Regions from separate parts of the Homo sapiens genome. Here region 1 is linked to region 2. Evidence: read pairs that join two places in POLR2A ChIA-PET (ENCODE). Cell type or tissue: PC-9. All regions are shown on one strand. Each heading gives the region's core, and the rest is flanking DNA. Links, peaks and the distances in the headings are about the cores only.

Region 1 (4,390 bases), core at 85-4,084, 410 kb before region 2:
AACTAGCTCTCCTGCTGACAGATCAAAACAAAGCATACATTGTTTACTACTGAAAGGCATATCTGCATATATACTTGGGACTCAGACCACCCCAAATGGTTTCAGTTATCTCCCTAAATATGTTAGAAAAGAGAAAATAAAAAAGAGGATATTATATCCCAATGACCTTCCTATTCATTTGTTTCTTGACTGTTTACATGTTTTAGAGACAGCAAGATATGTTGAGACAGACTTCTTAGGGATGCTCATATAATTTATACTCCAAAAGAAGATGTAAACTGCCATTTCAACCCAAGTTCACATAAAACTTAGAATTCACACTAGATGTATTTAAACAAACCATCTTTGAACAATTTATGTATAAGGAAAACAGGGTCCAAACAACAAACATCACTCAACTACCCGGTTACTGATGTATCTGGCACCCAGACAATTTCCAACTCAATGCTTTTTTCACCGGTCTATTTGGTGTATTCAATGAACATTTATTGAACAACAAACTACATGTGTGGGGCACTGGACCACTAACAATGGGGGAAAAGCACACATTACAATACAATTGTAAAGGTACTGCAACTGTAATTGCTTACAATACAATGTAATAAGACAGGAAGAGGATTCTATGAGAAATTATTGAGAGCAAAAAGGTGTAAAAGGGCATTTTGGAAGGTAATGCATGAGTCAAGACACAGTGGACTGAAGTTTTGAGAATCATCGGTGATATCTGCCTCACATGGAAAGATCCAGATAAAAATCAAGGATCCCATTTTTACACCAAATCCTGGGTCCCCAAAAGACAGAAACACTACAGAACAAAATAGTGAATTTAACTGCAAGGACATTTTTCCAAGGCTGGTGGCCAGCCCCAAGCCAATCAGCCCATTCTTCCCACAGGAGTCTTACTTCTCAGCGGGAGGTAGGATGTTTCCATACCTTCCAGGTGGTCAAAAGCATGCTTTTCTTATCTAAACATGCAAAAACCTGAATATCCCCTACGTAACTGCCATTAGCCATCCCTAAAAGTATATCGCCTACCTAGCTATTACACACCAAGCTAAAAGTTCTCTCATAATGCCAAGTAATTTCTGATGTCCCCAAAAGTAAAAAAAGTCAGATAACACTACACAAAACAGAGCAGCAACTTTGATTCTGAGAGGGATCGCTCTGCTTACAATTCTTGCGGTTCCATGAGGAAAACAGAGATTTCTTCCAAAATTGTGGTACCTCTGTTTTTCCCAGGGAGACCCAGGCTGCTAGAAATTGCCTTAGGTTATCTCATGTGGGCATCATGGGTAGTAAGAGGACAGACAGAAGCAAATGGAGAAACAATTCAGTCGACTGAGAAAAAAAAAAAAAAAAACAACTTTTCCTCAAAAAAACAAGATCCAAGAAGACAAAAAAGCTTATAAAGGCCTTTTAAATATATGTATAGCTTACCTACCAGCTTTTAATTAACCTGACTTTTAACCATAGAGCTCTTTTAAGGAAATCCTTTTAAATCTCTGTTTACCACACTCTAGCCAGGACAAACAGATGACACCTCTGGCTTTTAAGCCTTCTTTTTTTTCCCCAGTAAGCCTTAACTAAGATTATGACTTAACCACTGACACATTAGGTATTTCCAAAGAAATGGAAAGTGGTTTTACAAATGGCAAAAGTAGCACAAAGAAAGGAAAGTTTTGCCACGCAAACTGGGTACAACTCACATTTAGGTCTGGCCACATTCTCCAGAGTCTCAGTTTCCCAGCTAACCATCTACATACAAAGGCCTCAAAGCCCTGTATGCCCTCCACAGAAAGAAAGCAGGAAATGGAAAGCTGTCCATGGGAGGGAAAAGGGTCAATAAGAGGCAAAATGTCTCATAAATGTCAAACCAGAAAGGACTCAGTCCCTAAGCCAGGTATTGAATCCAGGCCATCATCACAAAAGGTAAAAGCCTTAGCTACTGAGCTTCAGTGCTGGGCAGTCACCATTACTCTTCCCAGAAGGAGCCTAGCACAGTCATTTTTGAGCTTGCAAAGCATTTCTAACTGCACAAGGGGATTCTCAAGGCTAGTCATGACACTGTTATTTAACCTCTTTTCAATTGTTTGGAATACAAGATTTCTAAAATCTTTTTTTCTTTCAATCTTGCACGTAGTTCCAATGGCAACTCAACCCAAAAACTTTTTTTAAAACTCAGATCGTAATTTTCCAGGTTTTTACCATATAAGCAAGAGGTATTTCCAGAGAAGGAGTAGAGGAAGCATCCCTACTCCCCAGAATTATTATCCCCAATAATTCTCTCAGAAAGAATGGGCTTAAGATAGCAAAAGACAATAAAAGGCCCATAGGGATGGGACCTTTTAAGACAAAACTCACTGAAGGACTGGATACACTGGGGCCGAAAGTGTGCTGGCCTTTCTCAGACTTCCAGTCCTTTCAGATCAGCTGTTTCACATGAACCCCAAAACTCCCACCTCCAGATGGCAGAGACCAAGGGAGTATCCCCACGTGGTCACAAAGTCAAGCTCCAAGGACACAGAAGAAGACAAGAGGGAAACCTCATCCCATTTTTGCCTCAGGAACCCACAACAAAGTTTTAACTAACCAATCTGCAGGGCCAGCTGGACCAGCAGGCTTGCAGGGGTCCTATATCTATGTTCTATCCTATGGTATCTTTCACCATGATAGAACAACACAGAAAGACACCAGATTCATTACAGCCTAAGACTAGACTCATAAATCTTTTTTCCCATTAATCAAAATCTTGCAAAGGAGACAAACAGTGATTTTTACCATTCACTCTGCCAGTTTGCACAGAGAGAGAGAAAGAGAGAGAAAGAGAGAGAGAGAGAGAGAGACCGAGACCAGAAGCCTGGCTGGTAAGAAATTCTTACCTTTTTGTTAGCTTGCCAGGTTTCTGGTTCCCTCTTCCTGAGTGGCTTTGGTGACCCTGCATGCTCTGCTATAGCTGTGGGGGCCAAGACGTGTTACAAAAGAAAAATCATCCTTTTTCCATTTCATAGAACTATAAAAAGCCTATCATTAATATTTCCCATTCCAGCCAGAGTGATATACATATAAGAACACAGACAAAGACAGACAAGAGGCCTCTCAGAACCAGAATCCTGACCAGAAAAGTGTTTTTCCAAACAAGCCCCTGTTCTCCATCTAAGTGGAGAGAAATCTCCCTAAACCAAGACTCTCTGTACAATCTAAGGAGAGCTAGGTTGGCCCAAAAGGCGCCAACCAGAACAGGAGAAGGAAGAGGATGTTGGTAGTGCTTTGTACACTCACCAGCCTAGTTTAAAGACATCTTCCAGTAACTGTTTCTTCACTGCAATTAGGCCCAAGCACTATGGGTTGACCGCGTCTCATTGGCAGAGACCGTATCAGAGATGGCCCTCAGTTCGAGACAAATAAGAAACGCCCGAGCTCACTCCCAGTTCCATTGTACCAGTGGAAGGCTGAGAGATAGCAGACAGGCACCCAGAAGGGCAGATCTTGGACAAGCCCCTAAATGTGTAATTGCCTGATGGGCTCTTCCTGACTGCTGCATAGACAAAATCAACTTACAGAGATCACGGCACTGCAATAAAGAGTTTAATTAATGCAAGGCCAACTACATGGAAGAAATGGCTCAACTGACTGAGTGAGACTGATTTGAGTGAGAAGCGACTGATTTGAGTGAGACTGATCACTGCCCAAAGTCTCAGAGGCTAAAGCTTTTGTGGACAATTTGGTGGACAGGGGGGCTAGGGAATGGAGACTGCTGCTTAGTTGGGGATGAAATCATAGGGGTAAAGAAAACGGTCCTCATATACTGAGTCTGCCTCATATACTCAACTGGGCCACAGGACCAGATGAGTCATGAATCATGGGTCTGCATGTGGTTAGTCTGAAAAACATCTCAAAAAAACCAATCTTAGGTATTACAATAGTGATGTTATCTGTAGGAGTAACTGGGGAAGTCACAAATCTTGTGACTTCTGGCCACATGACTCCTGAGCAATAAGGGATTATAAAAACTACACCTACATCTTAACAGAACTCAAGCTCCTCCCACAATTCTAATCTTGCGGTCTTTCACTAGTCTTAAAAGGCAGTTTCAGATTGTTTCAACAGGGGGGATTAGTTTTAGGAAGGAACTATTATCATCCTAGCTTCAAAGTTAAACTATAAAATAAATGCCTCCCAAGGTTAGCCTGGCCAATGCCCAAAAATGACCTAGAACAGCCTGGAGGTTAGAAGCAAGATGGGAGTCAACTATGTCAGATTTCTCTTGCTGTCATAATTTTGCAAAGGTAGTTTCAAAAAGAACTATATATCAATATAACAAATGATTTATGATCTTAAACAATGTTAAAAATCACTGTAAATCCAAATTATGTCGCCACAGAAATTATAT
Region 2 (4,390 bases), core at 67-4,066:
GTATACATTTGTGTGTGTAGGAAGACATTTTTCCCTAAAAGACAAAGATTTAAGAGACATTCTGGGTAATATTCTGTAGATCATTTTTTGTGGCCTGATTCAGAGAAAGTATTTATTGTCTATCTTTTTTTTTTCTTTACGCACATCTCTTTTCTCAAGTGGTTCCTTTCACAGGTTTTCACCAACTATTAAAGTGATTAGCGTCTGTAGTTTTTTCCAATCTCCCACTAGCTATTAATGATATAATAAAAAAAATCTTAACCTTGTCAAGTTTGAATTTAAAACTTAAAAAAGCCAAGAGCCAGGTTGCAGTTAAAATTCTCCTGATAACTTGTTTTCCGAGGGCCAGTGACTATTAAAAGAAACTCAGAGAAAACACGAAATCTGTCAGACAGCTACTTAGTGACAGAATTAAATGAATATTGTTAGGTAAGTGTTTTAATAACGCAGCATTTTCGAAGCATTTTCTGAAGATTATTTCTCATTGGCCCTGTCATAAAGTGGTAGCAAACTGCTTTAAAACAGTAATCAGACCGAAAGTAGTTGAGGAAGCCTATGACAGGAAGTTGTTAATAATATCCTTCGAAATTTACCTGTGAAATACAGAGCTTGACTACTTTTGTAAAAGTGGAATTGAAAGTAAACGGCCTCTGTAATGCAAATCGACCAGCAGCAAGAAAGCCACTACCTTTGGAGTCCCACGACTTCACCTGAGCTTGCAATAGACCTTGTGCGCCCTTTGGTTCATGGAATCAAAACTGTTTTGACATGTTGGCCAGTGCCCTTCGGTGTCACTGAAGCTCAGCCCGCGGACGGCGGTGTGTCAGTGTGCACCGGGAGGCCTGGGCCTCAGTCCCTGGGCTCGTGCCTACGCAACAGCAGGACCGCCCGCGGCCTCCCAGGACCAGTGACCGTCACCCGCAGTAAGGATCGGGGCGGCTCCGCCAGTTTCGGCCCTCTTTCCAAGACCTCTTTCCAAGGCGCTCTTTCCTAGCCTCACCCGAGGGCCGCAGAGCCGGACCTGTGCCGGGCGAGTTGGATTTAGCCCAGTTAGAGTTAAGATGGTATCATTAGCTGCGCACAGCGTGACTTCCCGCTAATCCTCTCTGCAACTTACAACAAGTTTAAATGTCCATGCATGATGTTATTAACTGGCTTTAGTAAGTGCTTAAGACCCAGATCTCTTTTTAAAGTAATCTCTGAACAAGTTCTACTGTATCCACCCAACAAGGAGATTAATATTTCCAGCAAATCTGATGATGGGGTAAGATGTGCCCTGAGCTCCTATGGGCAATGGGGGTAGAAGTGGGAGTTGCCCCAGGGAAGGGCCCAGAGTGGCAAGCGCTCACCAACGCCGGCCACCGAGCAAAACTTCCCCGCCCCCGCCCCCCACCCAGCTTCCCCGCAGGGAGACCCTTTCCGTTAGCAGCTTTTCACTAAGTTAATAACGGTGTGTGTGTGGTGGTGGCGGGGAGGGGGGATTTGGGGGTTACACAATATCTATATCAATGATATTGATCACGTCCAGGGAAGAAGCCTGGGCAAAACTAGAGACACCGAGTGTCAGCAAAAGAAAGCTTCTTAACCACAAGTTGCGTGCCGCCTGAGGAAGGTGCCCTGTGGCAGGGGGTGGCCGCTGGGAGATGCCTGCCTCTAACCGACGTCCAGGCGTGACTAAACCTCGACGCCACCCCCATTCACAAGCTCAACTCAGGGATTCCCAAGCAACCGCAGACCGGAGGTGGCGCAGAGGCAGTGACCGAGGTCGCTGATTAGGGGCCGAGAGGCTGGCAAATAATAATTTTAAAAAAAAAAAAAACCGGAATAGCCTTCGCGGACGCAGCTCAGCGTGCCAGGCAAAGGACAGTCTGACGACCCGCCCCTGCCGAGCCCCGCAGCGCGGCGCCGGTGTCCAGCAGCCTCCAAGGCGCCGAGCGCGGGCACGGGAACTTGAGCTAGCGCAAACTTGGGCGGCCTCCCAGCCTGCTACCCGGGCCGCAGCGCGCCCCCGGCCTCCCAGTCGCGCGCCAACCCGGGAGCGCGCGCGCCGGCGCACCAGCTCCATCAGCTAGAGGAGCCCGTCTCCCGGGAAACACCAATCAGACGCCCGCTTTCAGGCGAGGGCCGCGAGCCGCAGCAGCTGCAGGAGGACTCGGGCAGTTGGCGGTCACCGGGAGGCGTCGTCCTGCCCCGCGGCGGGCCAGCCGCCTTCGCTGCTGCCACTGCCTAGCCTAACCGCATCTGCAGCCAGTCACAGAGTCGGCTGTCTCCTCTTTGCACCGCCCACGCCAAGTACCTTGCAAGGCGGCTGCTAAGCCTGGCTAATTTTAGATCTCCAGAATGCGCTATGCCCGCGCTCAACTAAAACCAAGTCAAACCATCAAGCACAGTGATGTGCTGCTTTTTGAACAAATATGGCTCAAAACTCCGTATTTCCCTGAATAAAGTCGATTATCTGCACTTTTTAAAAGCCCTACCCCCTGTGGTCTGGCAGTTGGCTGAAAAGCGGAAAGCCACACGCTCCCACCTCAAACATGGTCATCACCTTTCTAAGGAAGTGCACTAACTCTCGCAGCCCTGATTGAGGGCAGATAAATATTCCTTAATATCAATCACAACTATATACTTTCCATTTCCATTCACCATCTTAGAATTAATTCCACAAATAAGTCGAACAGTTCCCAGAAGGGGTGAAATGGGTTCTCTGAGCAAACAGGAATAGAGGGTTCTGCTGATTTCTGTACTAGGTTGTTTAAGTTGTGTTAAGAACCGATGAGCAAAGAAACAGGGTTAACAAAGCCATCCATTAAAATCCAGAGACACTGAAGAACTGCCTTACATGTCCCAATTGCTGTAGGACCTGTTTAACTATCTCGAAGTAGTCATGTTAAAACAATCGACCCAGCATTATAGATATCTTTTTTACTCAATAACTGATTCTAATTAGTTCTTAGTCTTAAAGAACACCTTGTCCTGTGTTGCCCATCTCACCACTGCCACCCCCAGTTCCCACTAAATGCAACATATTATGGTGTGTTTTACTTAACTGTAGCACATTAGGGAGGAAAGGGTATCAATTTTCTGAAACCACAGTGACATTTCCAGATGTATAGATTCATAGGAAAAAAATAGATACATAGACAGTTACATACTGTCATTCATTTTCTAGCCACATTGGAAAATAAAGCCTTTGGTTTCATCTCTCCATTTTTGAAAAGTCAAAATTCCTAAAATGCTAAAATATCTTAAAATATTTATATGTATCCATCTATATGGCTTCCTTATAATTTAAATGGTTTCTTAATTTTCATCAGGCTACACAAAAATCAAATTAGAATTTTATATTTTTCCAAATAAGAAAATTATTTTAATTTTAAAAATAAACACAAAGAACTCTTGTGGTGGAAAATTTACTGTTCAAGGTGACCTAAAGAACAGTCACTTTGGAAAATATTCCATTTTGAATGTAAATAATGCATGTCTCATTATTATGCATAATAGCAACTTCATTAAGGGATTGATACTAGTGAAAATACCCATTCACATTCAGCAAGGACACTGAAGAAGTCTTCCTGAATCTTTTTTTTAACCTTTATCCAATTTTCATTTTTGTTGTTGTTTTGTATTTTTTGTATGACTATGTTTATCCTATATCCTTTATTATTTGATTAGTGAGTGACTTTTCAATGTTAATTTTCTGGTATAACAAAGTAGGGTAAAGAAAATAAATGGGTTCTATCTTTATATTTACTTTTACAGGTATCATTTTATCACCCTATTTCTAAGTATTTCATGAAAAGATTCTAGATGTCAAAACCTGCAGTTAACGTTCCTGTTTAGAAATACGCAAAATAATACCTTTGACGTTGGCAACTCAGATGTATTATTCAGCAAAACAGCAATTACTCATTGTTTTGCACTTACATGTTAAGAACTATGAGACACTTGGTGACACAATAACAAAATTGCAAAGTCAATTACATTTAAAATAGACATCCTAGTAAAACATACACAACCAACTCCATTTACTTTTTTTGAACTGTTTTGTTTCCTTTTTCTGACTGTTTACAGTCAAATAGATTTCGTGAATGTTAAACCGAAGGATAACTGATTTACACACATCATGAGGGGGAAAAAGTTAGAAAGTAGGGGGAGGGGCATAACATAAAAAGGAAGTGTATTCCTGGGCACGCCAGAATCCGCCTAGGGAGGTGCCAGAATATTCTTAAATATTTTGGGAAATGATGTTCTTTTGCAATGTCAATCACAGTGGCAAACTTTGAAAGAGCAGTGTGCCATAATTTAAAGCAAAATTTAAGCTAGATTCACACTAACAATTCTATGCAGGACTAAAGTAGTAAAACCCACATAGAGTCCATTTATATTTAAG

The links. ChIA-PET counts read pairs that join two places held together with the same protein. Peaks named below come from ENCODE experiments on the same cell type or tissue, not always from the same donor. Only the 100,000 strongest peaks of a DNase experiment are listed, where the experiment ranks them.
Region 1: POLR2A ChIA-PET joins it to region 2 with 12 read pairs; 3 of 35 experiments call an interaction of 5 or more read pairs at or near these places.

Annotation. Positions count from the first base shown.
Region 1 is chr5:88,247,372-88,251,761 of GRCh38, forward strand. The region is part of intron 1 of TMEM161B (transmembrane protein 161B); the gene reads right to left. Among named protein-coding and RNA genes, the nearest start is that of TMEM161B, 19 kb to the right of the region's middle. In PC-9, for the core only: no CTCF peak of the experiment used is centred there; no DNase peak of the experiment used is centred there; H3K27ac peaks cover 32 bases.
Region 2 is chr5:88,659,014-88,663,403 of GRCh38, forward strand. The region is part of intron 2 of MIR9-2HG (MIR9-2 host gene); the gene reads right to left. Among named protein-coding and RNA genes, the nearest start is that of MIR9-2, 5.7 kb to the right of the region's middle. RefSeq lists enhancers at 362-875, 876-1,387, 1,984-2,809 and silencers at 1,929-2,118, 2,439-2,518. In PC-9, for the core only: no CTCF peak of the experiment used is centred there; DNase peaks (open chromatin) are centred at 1,708 and 2,218; H3K4me3 peaks cover 1,719 bases; H3K27ac peaks cover 332 bases.